Linked DNA regions of Homo sapiens: all the other regions are linked to region 5. Evidence: chromatin contacts called from ENCODE Hi-C data. All regions are on one chromosome and are shown on one strand. Each heading gives the region's core, a stretch centred on a gene start or an enhancer-like site at or near the end of the contact. The rest is flanking DNA. Distances are from core to core; before and after follow the strand shown.

What was found. Hi-C counts contacts between places; a loop is a spot of excess contacts on that map. Pooled maps may share reads with other maps.
Region 1: a map of CD8-positive, alpha-beta T cell shows a loop between it and region 5 (7-fold over the local background). The contact joins the promoter of CEP162 here to the promoter of PHIP in region 5. A Hi-C loop is called at or near these places in 3 of 168 maps with a recorded cell type or tissue (CD8-positive, alpha-beta T cell and naive thymus-derived CD4-positive, alpha-beta T cell) and 14 of 50 pooled maps.
Region 2: a pooled map shows a loop between it and region 5 (2.8-fold over the local background). The contact joins the promoter of ORC3 here to the promoter of PHIP in region 5. A Hi-C loop is called at or near these places in 4 of 50 pooled maps.
Region 3: a map of B cell shows a loop between it and region 5 (15-fold over the local background). The contact joins the promoter of OGFRL1 here to the promoter of PHIP in region 5. A Hi-C loop is called at or near these places in 2 of 168 maps with a recorded cell type or tissue (B cell and naive thymus-derived CD4-positive, alpha-beta T cell) and 6 of 50 pooled maps.
Region 4: a loop to region 5 is called in a map of CD4-positive, alpha-beta memory T cell, with 20 times the contacts of the local background. The contact joins the promoter of ZNF292 here to the promoter of PHIP in region 5. A Hi-C loop is called at or near these places in 2 of 168 maps with a recorded cell type or tissue (CD4-positive, alpha-beta memory T cell and naive thymus-derived CD4-positive, alpha-beta T cell), 3 of 37 single-sample maps with no recorded cell type and 11 of 50 pooled maps.

Annotation. Positions count from the first base shown.
Region 1 is chr6:84,226,203-84,228,902 of GRCh38, forward strand. It overlaps CEP162 (centrosomal protein 162), which reads right to left and starts at 1,441. Exons shown (of 27, transcript NM_014895.4): 1 at 1,378-1,441; 2 at 135-250. The coding sequence starts at 191. RefSeq lists enhancers at 854-1,354, 1,355-1,855, 1,757-1,916.
Region 2 is chr6:87,588,776-87,591,475 of GRCh38, forward strand. It overlaps ORC3 (origin recognition complex subunit 3), which reads left to right and starts at 1,360. Exons shown (of 20, transcript NM_012381.4): 1 at 1,360-1,417. The coding sequence starts at 1,394. It overlaps RARS2 (arginyl-tRNA synthetase 2, mitochondrial), which reads right to left and starts at 1,212. Exons shown (of 20, transcript NM_020320.5): 1 at 1,147-1,212. The coding sequence starts at 1,182. RefSeq lists enhancers at 342-1,303, 1,067-1,296, 2,677-2,700.
Region 3 is chr6:71,287,361-71,290,060 of GRCh38, forward strand. It overlaps OGFRL1 (opioid growth factor receptor like 1), which reads left to right and starts at 1,451. Exons shown (of 7, transcript NM_024576.5): 1 at 1,451-1,810. The coding sequence starts at 1,577. All of the region lies in intron 3 of LOC124901339 (a long non-coding RNA gene), which reads right to left. RefSeq lists a silencer at 1,104-2,163.
Region 4 is chr6:87,154,219-87,156,918 of GRCh38, forward strand. ZNF292 (zinc finger protein 292) reads left to right here and starts at 1,347. Exons shown (of 8, transcript NM_015021.3): 1 at 1,347-1,541. The coding sequence starts at 1,374. It overlaps LOC124901355 (translation initiation factor IF-2-like), which reads right to left and starts at 1,029. Exons shown (of 2, transcript XM_047419630.1): 1 at 758-1,029. RefSeq lists enhancers at 885-1,044, 1,315-1,654, 2,166-2,700.
Region 5 is chr6:79,076,886-79,079,585 of GRCh38, forward strand. It overlaps PHIP (PHIP subunit of CUL4-Ring ligase complex), which reads right to left and starts at 1,369. Exons shown (of 40, transcript NM_017934.7): 1 at 1,144-1,369; 2 at 970-1,028; 3 at 815-844; 4 at 563-622. The coding sequence starts at 1,183. LOC124901346 (a long non-coding RNA gene) reads left to right here. Exons shown (of 2, transcript XR_007059652.1): 2 at 1-381. RefSeq lists silencers at 88-587, 1,087-1,256, 1,387-1,626 and an enhancer at 1,747-1,796.

The sequences.
Region 1 (2,700 bases), core at 191-2,690, 5.1 Mb after region 5:
AAGGGACAGGGCTAGAGGGATGATGGGAATTCAGAGTTTGGTGATGGACTAACTGTATCTTCGAGATGACAGAATTGAAGGATGAGTCTTTTGAGACAAATTTGACAATATAGCTTTTAAAAATATAAACTTACCTCTTTCATAAACTGTTCAAACTCTTCATCTAGCTCTTCTTGGGAACAGTTAGCCATAGTCAACAATTTTGACCTCCCAAAGTAAACATTCTAAAGTACCTCAAACATTGGAAACACTAAATGACAAGAGACATAAACATCTTTTGAGGAAATCCATCAGATCATGAACACGACCAGACTTAAACTTCGGACATTTGTTATGATTCAGTATATATGCACAATTTTTTTTAACCAGTAAGAGCTGGTCAAGAGATTCCTAATTCATTAAGCAAACTGATTTGGAAAAGCAGCTTTGACAGGATGTCTTGTACTCAACGTTCAGAATTATGTTTTCATCTGTTAACATCCAATTGTTAAAGAGTGGTCTCTACAATATTTCCCAAACCTATGTTTGTGTGCATGTGTTAATTAGTACCTCTCAAACACAAACCAGGTCCTCACAGGGAATCTTAAAAACTGTAAGTTAGCAAATCCAAAGGACTGTTTCTTTCTTGCAAAGCACACGACAGTTTGTGCTGCCTTATCACTCGGCTCGTTATTTTACCAATCCATAGTAATAGTTTCGTAAAGCAGACTGCATAGTTTCGTAAAGCAGACTGTATCCAGATACGGGGATGTTTCAAAATATACACAAATAGAATTTAGTAAGAATTAGTAATTTAGTCAAAATACTTAAAGAATACTTAAAGTTAATGGAGTACACAAATCAGTACTATGTTTCTTTTGAAGCGAGGGAAGACCGACAAAAATTATGTGCTGAACACAAGCAGAATCCAGTGATTTGCAACGGAAAGCGTTCCCCTAGACACCTAATGAACCCAACCTTGGGTCGACCCCCAGCTCCTGAACTCCCTAGAGCAGCTCAAATCCCAGCTTTCTTCTGTAGAGATGGGGGAGGGGAAGAGGGCTTGCAGACCCGGACAATACCCTCCCCATCGTGCAGAGTAACACCTCTTCCCCTCATTTGCACTTTCGATCAGTTCAGGGTAAGTGCGGTTAAGGTCTTGGCCTGAATAGCTTGGTCAGGGGTGAGCTCCACTAAAAGCTTCTCAAGCCTGGCTGCGACCCCGTCCCCAGAAGCGCGGGTTCGGGAATTGGAGGGAAGACAAAGACGCATTTGCCGTGGGCTCCGGGCGGAGAAGGGGAATGACCTGGAAAATTAAAGCCCTTCGCTCGAGTATGAAGCACGGCCTCGACCAGGGCGATTTGGGTGGGAAACCAGCGTTCACACCTTACCACCTACCTCTGCCTCTGAATTCCGCGCTTTCCCGGAAGGTCTGTGCGGGTCCACCAGTTGTCAGGGTAACAGACTTCAGCTGCCGGGTTCTGGAGTCACATGACCCGGGCTGGTCACGTGGGCCGTGGGTTTCCCAATGCCTTTACAAGCGAAGGTCGGAATAACCACGGCTGAGAAAGACACTCTAGTGGCTAAACCTTCGCTGCTGCAGTAAAATGCCTTTCCTTCCCTGGCTTTCTCTACGTTCCTTAGAAAAGGGGACAGCGGCAAACCGGTTACTGGAGAAGCGAGACGGAGGCTTCCAGCAGGCTTGGAGGGCGCGGTGGTTGTAGGCCAGCCCGTGGCTTTCTGGGAAATGTAGTTTAGCTCCCCTGGTCCTTGTGTTTCCGCACTCCGCATCGTCGCCTCCCGCCTTCCCCACACTTGTCATTCGAGCGCTCTGTTTTTCCAAGGGGCAATTTTGAAGAGATTGAATTTCTTGGATTTCTTTGGCCTGCAAAGACCTGTGTAGGCATTGTGAGAGAAACACAAACCTGTGAGGAAAAAAACTGTCGTTTAGATGGGGACTCTGTTCCACCACCTAGTGGGCAAGAAATCGAAAATACGCAAACAGCAAGATTCTTATTAAGTTATTGCTCCTCCCGCTACCCCTACTTTTCAAAACTGCATTCTTTACTGGCATTTCACAATTACTGACTTGGATTTTGTTTTCTATTTCTTTTCTTTTTTTCAAAGCATGCAACATTAGCTGGAGTTTCAGAGGACAACATTTAGCATAGTGTAAGTAAAATCTACAACAGCTGCAGGTTTTGCTGATGGTAGACTTAGTTCAGGACCTCATCTTTAGCTAGAACTGTTTATTCATCAAGTCTTTCTTGCAATACAAATATGTACAAACCAGGAGCTGTGGACTATGATGCAAATATGAATAATAAAAGAAATATCTTAAGCTACCATTTATTGAGAAGTTGACTTCCTGCCACCTTCTATCAAAGACTTACCTTCCCACATATGATCTAGAGCCTTTACCCATTCTTCTTCTCACTGATCTTGTTCCACTGGTCATTTCCCTTAATCCTGTATCTTCGACTTCTGGCTGGCTGTGGGATTTTTCCTAACAGCATTTGAACATGCCTTGAGATCCCCACCTAAAACATCACTTCTGACACATTCTCTTCATGCTATTATTTCCCAGTGGTTGAAATGATCTGTCTCCTCACCTTACTTGCCAATCTTTTCTGAGGAATTATTTCCACTTTACCTCCCTTTTGTCAGACCTTTTAATCCTGTCTCTGTGTGTGTAAGTGTACATATATGACAGCGCTTTAT
Region 2 (2,700 bases), core at 110-2,609, 8.5 Mb after region 5:
CAACCCTAATCAAGCCATCTTCCTCCAACACCCTCCTACCCTCTCCCTCTGAAAGACCAGCCTTAAGCCATACCCATCAGTAAAATCTGACCTTGCTTTCCCAGTTTAATACACTACCAAAGCTCTCAGTGGTGTTCTTCCTTATCCCAGTGAGCAATAAATTCAGCTGTCTTAACAAAATGTCATGTTGGTGATATTTGGCGAATTATCACCGGACAGGGCAGTACATCTATAAACATAAAGACAAGGCAGAGGGATTTCCCCACAAATGTCTAGAAATACTGTAAAAATGAGCCAAGATAAATTATACACCAGGCTAATTACGTCCACTAGTACATCCATTAATCAGAAGGAAATGGGTTAGCCAAGACCACAATAGAAAGTTTCCTTGCAAGGGTGGCCAATGAGTCTTAAAAATTCTTTTTGATTAATTCCACATTTATACTGCAATTTTGCCCAGCGCGGTGGCTCAGGCCTGTAATCCCGGCTCTTAGGGAAGCAGAGGAGGGAGGACAGCTTGAGCCCAGGAGTTTGAGGCCTGCCTGGGCAATACGGCGAGACCCCGTTCTCCACAAAAAGGAAAAACAAAACAAAGCAATTATATTGCAATTTTGTAAGCCCTTCCTCACAACAGAGCTGTTCAAATACGACCCTGAACCAAGAAAAACTGAGTCTCAGATAGCTCTTATATCTTTGGGCGTTACCAAAAACAATTCTAGGGTAGGCTGCCTAAGTGACTGCAAGAGAAATAAGCAGCTTTAAAATGAGGTCCTTCTGAAGAACAATCCAGATCCATCATCAATGTCACTAAAGTGTAAAGAACACTAACTTCTATGGGGTCTAATCATGGTCTAATGACTTGCCGCCACCCAGGTAAAGCATTCATAGCTGTGGGGTGGGAAGGAGAGAAGAAAGCACCAGGTACCTTTCAAAGTTTACTTTTCACCGAGACAAACTGATCCCAGCCGACGCTCCACAGGACTTCTGAAGCTCCACCAGCTCCAGAGAAGGGGGAGGAGGTGGTAGAAACTAACAGGATTCCGTGGGACCCACCCTCCAGCTGACTGAGGACTGGCCCGCAGCGGTGAAAGGCCTTTGGGGTCCCTAGCTCCTCAGGGACTCCTCTGCGCGCTCCGGGATCCATACCTGGCAAGCAATAGCGCGGCGAAAGCCGCACGCCATGTCCACCTCTACGGAAGTGCGCCGCAGTCCGCCAGTTCCGGCCTCGCCCCACCTCCTTATACGACCCGCCTCCCCGCGCCGGAAACCCGCCCCGGAGGGTGATGCCAGCCAATCAAGGAGCCGTGTGGCTCGCCACTAACCTCTGCCCTGCAGCCGCGAGGGCGCGCGGGAAATCCCGAGTGCATCTGGAATACGCAGAGTCAGTAAGACCATGGCTACGTCCTCGATGTCTAAGGTATGTGGTGGCCGATGCGCACTGTGGCTCTACCGCTGCCTCATTCCCCTTTGAAGAAGGGATGAAGCCGAGGTTACGTAGGCATCCCTTCCCTGGCTGGAGAGGAGGGAGGGAGCGGCGTACTGAGCTGAGGCGTCCTTGCTCCAGATCAGTTGAGGCCAACTTTGCTTGGGGAGCGAGGACGCGGATCTGCCTTGTGGTATGGCTAGGAGGATTTTTAAGTTCTGGTTGGTGGAGGTCGGATGTCCTGATGATGTGGCCCAGTCTCTCATTTTTCCATCTCACAAATACTGTGCGCCAAGCACTCCGTTAGGTACCAAGATGCAGTGGTAAACAAAACAGATTCAGTTTCTGCAGTCAAGAAAGTCGGTAAACATAGATAAACTGACGATCACAAATTTTAAGTGTTAGCAAGGAAAAGAGTTCTAGGCAGACAACAGAAGAGTGGGAAGAACCTAATATAGGTTGTCGGGGGTTAGCGGAGGCTTTTTGGAGAAAGTGACCCTTTCGCTGAGACCTGAAAAATGAGTAGAAGTTAGGTTAAGGATTAGGGCGAGGAGGGCAGAGAGAACAGCATGTTTCTTCGGCCCAGAAGATAGAAATAAAATGGCATATTAGAGGAATTTAAAAATCATAATCAGAAAGTAGACAAAGAGTGGGAGCGTCATGAAAAATGAGAATGAAAAAGTAATGTGGATGCGGGTGTGTGTGGTGGGATATCTTATAGACCTCCTCATGTTGGCTACCTAGATGGCAAGAAATTGCAAGACATAGTGTAGTTGGTAAGAAGATAAGCCCTAGAGCTGTATTGTCCAATGTGTTAGTCACTCACCACATGTGGCTATTTAAATTTGAGTTAAAATAAAGTAAGATTAAATAAAAATTCAGTTTCTCCGTTGCACTAACCACATTTCAAGTGCTCAATCATCACATGTGGCTGCAGCTACCATTTTAGATAGTGCAGATATAGGACATTTCTATCATTACAGAAAGTTCTGTTGGACAGCGCTGTTCTGGACCACAAAAAGTAAGACCTTGAGTTCTATTGTAAGTGCAGCGGGAAGCCCCTGAAGTTAAGCTGTCTGAGAAAGCTGAAAAATGCACATGAAGAAGCTACATTCTCCCTATGTTAAAACAATGGATTGATGAAGAAGGCTATGTCATGGATCTGATTTTTTATTTTGATTAAAACGGTTTATGAGAAGCAGTGCTTTTAAAGACTACATCTCAAGGAAAAAGGACAAGCCCTGGGGTTTAAGGTTATGCTAGTAGAGATTCAAAGG
Region 3 (2,700 bases), core at 201-2,700, 7.8 Mb before region 5:
ACAGAGCTACAGCCTAGATGTCTTGTTGCAGTGCATGAAGAGCTTAGGTAATCCTGATTTATCCATGGAATAGGCAGCTGGTTTACCTGATTCTTCCCTTAGAAACAGTCCATCTAACATGATTTGGCTTCCTACTTCATCATGAAACATTTGAAAAGAAACTATTCATTCCAAGTTCAACAGTTTAATCTTCAAATATCTAGCTCATCTTTCTTAGTCCATATTTAACAAATGTTTACTGAGCATCCACCAAGTTGACAGCACTGTAAATACAGACACACTTTCAGACGGGGGCTGCCTGCAAAGAGGCTTCCCTTCTAGTTAGAAAGCCAGAAGACACATTTTACAACAGTCACTTTTCTCTGGGTCACATATTTGATAATACTACCTTATCTTTACGTACTTCTATAGGCTTATGCCTGTAATCCCAGCTATTGGGAGGCTGAGGCAGGAGAATTGCTTGAAACCAGGAGGCGGAGGTTGCAGTGAGCCGAGATCGCGCCTCTGCACTGCAGCCTGGGCAACAGAGGGAGACTCTGTCTCAAAAAGAAAGAAAAGAAAGAACAGAACAACAGAACAGAACAGAACAGAACAGAACAGAACAGAACAGAACAGAACAGAACAGAACAGAAAAAAGAAAGAACTTCCCTAACACAGTTCTCCCTCCTCCTTTCATTTGCAGAACAGACCACAGGGCCGAGGCTTCTTCCATTAGAAACAGCCCATCTGTTCTACTGATTCTGAGATTTTTGCCTACACGGAGCACCAATTTGTAGTGGGTGTAAGGTTACCCGCAAATCAATGTGATGGTCCAGTTGTTACTGTTCCTTTTGTTTCACGAGCGATTGCTCATTAGATGAGGTGACTGATAGCTCTGACTTTTTCTAGACCACAAGGACTCTAGGTGGCTGCCCTAAGTACAGTTGTGGCAGCTGGGATTTCCTGTTTATATGGTGCCCGGCACCATCAGCTTTTGTCCTCTGCTGCAGCTAAAGTGTCTTCCTCCTGGACCAGGGAGAGGGGGAGGGGGTGTGGACAGGACCCGCCTGCTGACGGTGACACCTCTTCGACACCACGTCCACGCCAGTCCTCAGCTCCAGGAGCTGGGCGGGATCCCTCATCCCGCTCAGCTGGGAGATGCCCCGGGAGGGCGTCCCCCGGCTCCGGGCGGCGAGGGTAGTAGCCGACCCCAATCCACTCCGGGGGCCGCCGGGGGCCGCGTGAAGGCAGGTGTTCCGGGGAGAAACGTGGAAGGGAGGCGCGGCCTGGGGCCGGTGGCGCTCGGCTGGGGGCCGCAGTTGGCTCCCCTGGGGGCTCTGGGCGGCGGCAGCTCCCGCCTGTGGGGAGGAGAAGGAGCCGGATGGGCGGGTTCAGGCGCGCGCGGCGGCGGTCCCGGGGCCGCCGGCTCCTCCCCGCGAGGGTGCCTGTCCGCCGCTCGCCGCGCTGAGGCAGTGCGGGGCGGGCGCGCCTAGGCTGCCGCCCAGCGCCCTCGCCGCGGCCATGCCCGGGCCCTAGAGCGCCTGCCGCAGCTTGCGCCCCGCAGCCCCGCAGCCCCGCGCCCGCCGCCGCCTCTTCAATGGGCAACCTGCTCGGCGGGGTCAGCTTCCGCGAGCCCACCACCGTGGAGGACTGCGACTCCACCTGGCAGACCGACTCGGAGCCCGAGCCCGAAGAACCAGGGCCGGGCGGCGGCAGCGAGGGCCCGGGGCAGGAGTCCGAGCAGCCCGCGCAGCCCCCGGAGCAAGCCGGCGGGCGGCCCGGCGCCAGCCCCGCGCCGGACGAGGACGCCGAGGCGGCGGGCGCCGAGCAGGTACGCGGCCCAGCGGTGGCCTCGGGTCGGGCTGGGGCGCCCCGACACCCCAGAGGGGCAAGTGCCAAGCCGCCCTCGCGCTCGGAGGCCAGGGGCGCCAGGTGGCTGCTCGCCGCTGCGACCCGACCCCTCCGCGCCGCGGCTGACCTGTCTCCCGGTGGAGCCCGGGGGCCTGCAGGAGCCCAAAGCGCCGGACCCTCCCACTGCCGGCCTGGGGCCTGGCCGAGGGCACGGCGAGGAAGTCCCTCAAGGCAGAACCCAACTTGAATGGGTGTTTTCTTTGCCTCTGCAGAGCAGCTGGATTATGCGAAGGTGGGGTGGGAGGAACCTGTCTAAAAATAGAGGATTTTGACAACCCCTCTAGTGTGTGTTATTGGTAAAAAAAAAAAAAAAAAAAAAAAAAAAAAAAATTACTCAGAATAAGGTGGGGCTACAAGTGCAAGCAGCCAGCGCTCTCCCCTACAGTGGGGTCTAAGCCGTCAGAAGTGTAGGCCCTCATCTGAAGTTCATACGTCACTGTTCTGCCCAACTCAGGCCTTTCAACCTAGGATTCAGGGCATTCTTCACGAATCTTATTTCACCAGAAGACTTGTTGATCCAACTGTGTTTGAACTGTTTGACTAATACAGCTTGGAGGAGAGGTTAGTCAAGAGATAAGCCCCTTAACCTCTGATGGACTGAAAATAATCAGGAACTTTAAAAAGGAGGAAATATGTAGCCGACCCCCTGAAGAAGTGTGCATCCTGGAGGTGGTTCAGGTTTGCCGCTCCACATTAGGCCCTTCTCTTTATCAGCTAGGGGCGATGGAGATTGGGAAAATGGAGCCCAAAGTCCAATGTGACCACAGGGTTTTGGGGGAATCATAACCTAAATATTACAGCTAACACCGC
Region 4 (2,700 bases), core at 97-2,596, 8.1 Mb after region 5:
CTTGTACTAAAAAAATATACTTCACTCAGAGTAAATGAAAAGACTGGGTGCCTCATCAATATCATTGTTTCTAAATTTCTGTAGACTATTCAGTTGCAAGAGAGATAGGTCTTTTGTCTAATGCTCTAACGGTAAAAAAAATATTAGTTTTATTAAGAACTTTAGGGTTAAGCTCTTGGATTTTTGTAGCACCTCTTCTACTCTTTTGTTCAAGTGCCAAGTATTAATTCTTTTCAGCTTGTAAGTAAAATGTGGTTCAGAATGCTACCTCTATTTGTAGCATTAGGAAAAAAAAATGCTGTAGATATTTATAATAATTCTCGACAATATTGTTTTATTTTAGCATCAATTTCCTCTCCTCCGTTATGATTTTTAATGGAGTCCTTATTGGTGTTTTTTTTTTCCTTGACCTACTTTCTTTTCAATAGCTTTCATATATAGCCTGTTGTCATTGTTGGTGATTTCTGTAGAGTGTAGTAGAGTCTAAATCACGGTGAAACAGAGTAGTTAGTTATCACTTATTCTAGAAATGTTTTCGTGGTTTAAAAGTCATCTGGTCTGTTCATATTCTGACTTCTTTTAAACTATGCTTTTCATGAATTTGCTCCGTTCTCCAGACTGAGGATTGAACCTCATTCTGCTCTGACCCAATTGTTCTTTTCCTTTGTTGCCTCCACCCCCTAGAGAATGTGTTTCCAGGGGACAGGCGTTCTTGGTGCTGAAGAGGAGGAGAGTCAAGTGAGACGAGATCTGGTACCTCACGCACTAGATCCCTCCTCTCCGGCCTGGTGAGAAGTCAGAGACAATTTTGACAGTTCATAGTCCTGCCTTGGCTCTCACGCTTGCGGTCCATGGGCGGGTTTTACCTTCTCTCTCTTCCTCTGCTTCTGGCCTGCTTACAGGCCAACAGCAAATGCAGCCATTGCCCGAGACCACTCAGAACTCTCCCTGTGCCATCCTCTTGGGGAACAGGAGGATATGTCCGTAGAAGACTTCGTGGACTGGGGAAAGCCACGCCGGGATCGGGACGCCGGAGAGGGTCGCCCCTCCCTAGGCTTTTTCCCGTCGCGGCGCCCACGTGACCGAGAGCAGGCCTTCACCAGCCCGCCCCTTTCGGCCGCTGCTGCCCACTTCCCGCTCGGGGTAAGTAAACCGCCGTTTTCCGCACCGCCCCAACCCCGCCCTTCTCCTTTCCCCTTGCCTTCACCTCCCTCGGGCTCTCTCGCGCCACTCTCCCCACCCCCATATCTTCCCCATCGGGCCCTTTGTACGTGCTCGGCGCCGTGCAAGCGCGCCCGGCACGTGACCCCGCCGAACGTGGCATTGTGTTATCACGTGACCCAGGTGCGTACGCGACGGAGCGGGGTGTGAAGATGGCGGACGAAGAGGCCGAGCAGGAGAGGTTGAGTTGCGGCGAAGGCGGCTGCGTCGCGGAGCTGCAGCGCCTGGGCGAGCGGCTCCAGGAGCTGGAGCTACAGCTGCGGGAGAGCCGGGTACCGGCCGTGGAAGCGGCCACCGACTACTGTCAGCAGCTGTGCCAGGTGAGGGCGCCCGGTGGTCCCCTCCCCCTTTCCCCAGCTAGAGGGGGAAGAGGGCGAGCGAGCGCTAGGCGGCCGAGAGGTGGTCGCCGCTTCCTTGGCATCATCGGCGCCTCCGCCTGGGTGGGAGCGGGAGTAGAAGGAAGGCGCCTTTGTGTGGCTGCAGTTGTGGCGGTTGTTGTCGTCTGCAGCTCCTGGCTGGGGGAAGGGAGTTGCGGTCAAGGCGGAAAATCCCCCCTCCCCTTTCCTTCCCTGAACTCGGGACTGCGCGGTCCCCGCGGCTGAGGAAATGTACACGGTGCGGATTGGAGAGAGTAGGAGAATGGAGGCCAGGTTCTCTTCCTCCTCCTCCTTTTATTGTGCACTGGGGATTACCGCGCCTCCCGCCTCTGCGCCTCTGCTTCCCACTCCGACGGGCCTCCGCCCCCACTGGTTTGATTCCTTTGCCTTCCCCTGCTTTCATCCGTCCCGCCCCCCAGCCCCGGCCCTGTCCTGGCTGTCTCCGGGCCTTTGTTGTTCGAGTTTCGCCTTAGGACTGAAGGGGCCTTTGTTGATGTTCGGAGGAGCAGTCCCCGCCGACCCCTTCTAGTTGAGCTAGACGTTCGGGAGGGGGTGCTTGGCGGAGGTTGTCCCCTCCTGCCCATACTTGCTTGCTTGGTGCATCACTTCTGTGGTAAAGCTTTATCTCCTTAGTGTAGAGGAGCTGTGCCTGTACATCTGTCTCAGGTTGAGTGTCCTTTTGGGGCGGTTTTTCCAGAGTCCGTTTCTCATTTGCTTTCGCCCTTCGAGGAGTATGATTTCCACTATCCTTTCTGTCCCGATCACCCCCTCACCCCTGTTTCTTGGAGTCCTTCCTATTTGGCTTCCTGATGAAGTGGGAGAAGACTGAGGTTCATGTGGATCTGTGCTTTGGGTAGTTTCAAATCTTTTCTTTGCTTGCCCAAGGGCACTGCTCACCAGTGACTGCATTCTAACCAGAATTTGGAATGTTAATAACACTGTTTGCTAGTGATGAAAATCATTTCATCCATGGTGAAAATCGGAGAGTTTGGGACTACATTTGCACTTCATTACGAGCCTTACACTTAGGTTTAAAATTTCAAGGTAGTGTTGCTGGCTCTGGTGAAGACTTTGATTTGATTGTCTTGAGGAGGAAAAAGAA
Region 5 (2,700 bases), core at 119-2,618:
CAGGACTGAATTTAAGGAAAACAAAATAAACGACAGAGGGGGAAAAAATAATGTCTTGCCACGGTACCGCAGCGGCTGGATAGCCTGCTTGTGAAATGCTAATGCCACTTCGGAGCAGTTAGTCACCAGCTATTGTGTAGGGCAGGAGAAAGCCGAGCCGGCCGCGCGTGCAGAGCGAGCAAGCGAACGAGCGAGCGCGCTCTCCCTCTTCGCGCCGCTCCCGCCGCCGCCGACTCTCGCGCGCCCCCGCGCCCGCACGGACGCGCGCGCCGGCCCCTCCTCCTCCGGCCTTGCACTGCACAACACTCATGACGTATCTTTATTTCTAGCACATTAACAAAATATCACAAATAAATTGTCCGCAGCCCCTGCGGCCCCGAAGTACGAGTACCCCCGGCCACTGGCCCCCGCAGACCCCGCGCCGGCCTCCCAACCCTCCCCATGGCCTTTGGAGCTTTCACGTTCTAGGGCCAAGTTTTTGTCTCTGTAAAAAATTGCGGGAAATTCAATTTTTATTCGACTCAGGGAAAAGTTTCTTTGCTCTGCGACGTGAATGTCTCACCAGATTCTGGTAGGTCCTGGGATGCTCCTTCCCGGTCCAGTCGGTGCGCCGGGGCAGCAGCTGCGGGGAGAGGACACCCCGTGAGCCCGGCCCCCGGCCCCTACCCGCCCGCTCCCCTCCCCCGCCCGCCCCGCGCCCCGGCGGGGACCCCGAGCCCCGCGCCCCGCGCCCTGCCGGCGGCGGCAGCGGCGGCGCAGCGGCCCAGAGGCGGCCGCGCGGCGGCGGGACGCGCCGGGCCGCCGCCGCCCTTACCTCCTTCTCGGCCACCTCGCGGATCAGCACCTGCAACAACAAAGCGGGGAGAGCTGAGCCCCGCGCCCCGGGCCGCGGCCCCGCCGCCGCCGCCTCCCTCCCCCACGCCCGCGAGCGGCGAGCGCCGGCCCGGCCCGCGCCGCGCGCCGCCGTACCTGAGCCGCCTGCTGACAGGGTCCATCTTCCAGGAACCGGGCGATGAGGAAGTAGAGCTCTGCGCGGGAGAGAGGGACGGGGAGACACACAGGCTGAGCGGTCGGGCGGCGGGGGGCGGGGGACCGCGGGCGGAATCGCCCGGTGCCAGCGGCCCCGGCAGCCCCCCGACTTACCCGATCGCAGCTCCGAGAGGCCTTTCCTCTCACAAGACATGTTTATGGGTCACTTCAGGGCCGCCGACGGGACACCCCGCCGCCGAGGGGAAGCGGGGACGGTGCCGCCGCCTGCCCTATAGCTGTCAGTGTGTGTTCACGAGCCGAGCTTCGGCTCCACCATTCAAGCAACGGCGGCGGAGGCGGAGGAGGAGGAGGAGGAAACAACAACTCTCAGGCAGCGACTACGGCCGTGGCCGCCTCCGCCGCGGATCCCTCCGCCGCAGAAAGGAGTCCGCCGCCTTCGCGGCCCAGGGCTCGGCCCCGGCTCTGGCCCGCGCCCCCGCCCCCCGGCGCTAAAAAAGGAGTGCCTCCGACCCCTCGTCCCCAGCGCTCCGCACGCGGCACAGTGAGACCCCCACCCGCTCCTCCCCGCAGGGCGTGCGATTTATTTATTTATTTCCAGTCGGAGAAGATGTCGGAGCCCAAGCCGCCGGTTGGCTGGAAGGCGCTTTCTCTGTGGAGGCCGATAGTGGCAGGGAGGGGGCCGGGGACGGTTCCGCGGAGGGATCTGACGCACACGGAGCCGCAGCACAGGCTCTATTCAGCGGCGCTGGCTGGAGCTGAGATGGAAGTTAGTTTCTATGTAGCAGAAATATGAAACAAATGAAGCAAAACTGCCCAGAGAGGGGAAATGCCCCAAGGATGGGTCTCACTCACGCGCGTACACAGACACACACGCAGAGAGCACTCTCACGCTGGGCAAGCTCGGGATCGCGCTACCCTTCCCGAGTTGAATGATAGTGTTTGGTTTCTGTCTCTTGCCATGTGCATGTGTATAAATGCTGCGGATTGGCATCTGTGTAAGTCTTGTCCTGCGTTATTTCTGCAGCCTATGCAAGTGTTGTGTAATTTATTGGAGTGCTGTATATTGCAATAGAGGTTTGGGCTGCTTTTTGTTAAGCACTTGCGTTTTGCAAACCCGTTATTTGCTGAAGCCACCTCTGCATATTTCTTTTATTACTGCCATTGCCTTTGGCGTACGTTTTTTAAATGTTTTTTATTGTTAAACGGGCAAAGCGAACTCTTGATTTGTACTTCAGATACTCTTTTTCCTTATTACAAAAAGGCTAGTGATGGCTAATTAGGTATTTGGAATTAAAGAACCTTAAAGCTTTTTTAAGTGTTTACGAGAAGGGAGAATGTAAACCTGAGGGAAAGGAAAGGACGCTAATATTCATGTCTAACTGATCTGGAGGTAATTTAGTGACAGATCGATAACCTGCCTAAGGATATTGAAAGAGTATACTACAGTTTAGCCAAGGTGAATAGTGATTAAATAATTTAAATAATCTGTGTATCTTGCAGTTGACTTCGTCATGCTAATTAATGGCTTCTAATTTGAGATGTAAACCATTCCTGTTTACAGTTAATCACGGGAAGACTTCTTGAAAACTGACGAAAAGGAGAAAAAAAAATCTTTCGTAAATTAGTATGTAATTACCGATTTTATATGCTAAATCATACATCTGTGTTTTGCTGATGAGGATAAGGGCCTTGTTTTTAAAAAAACGAATA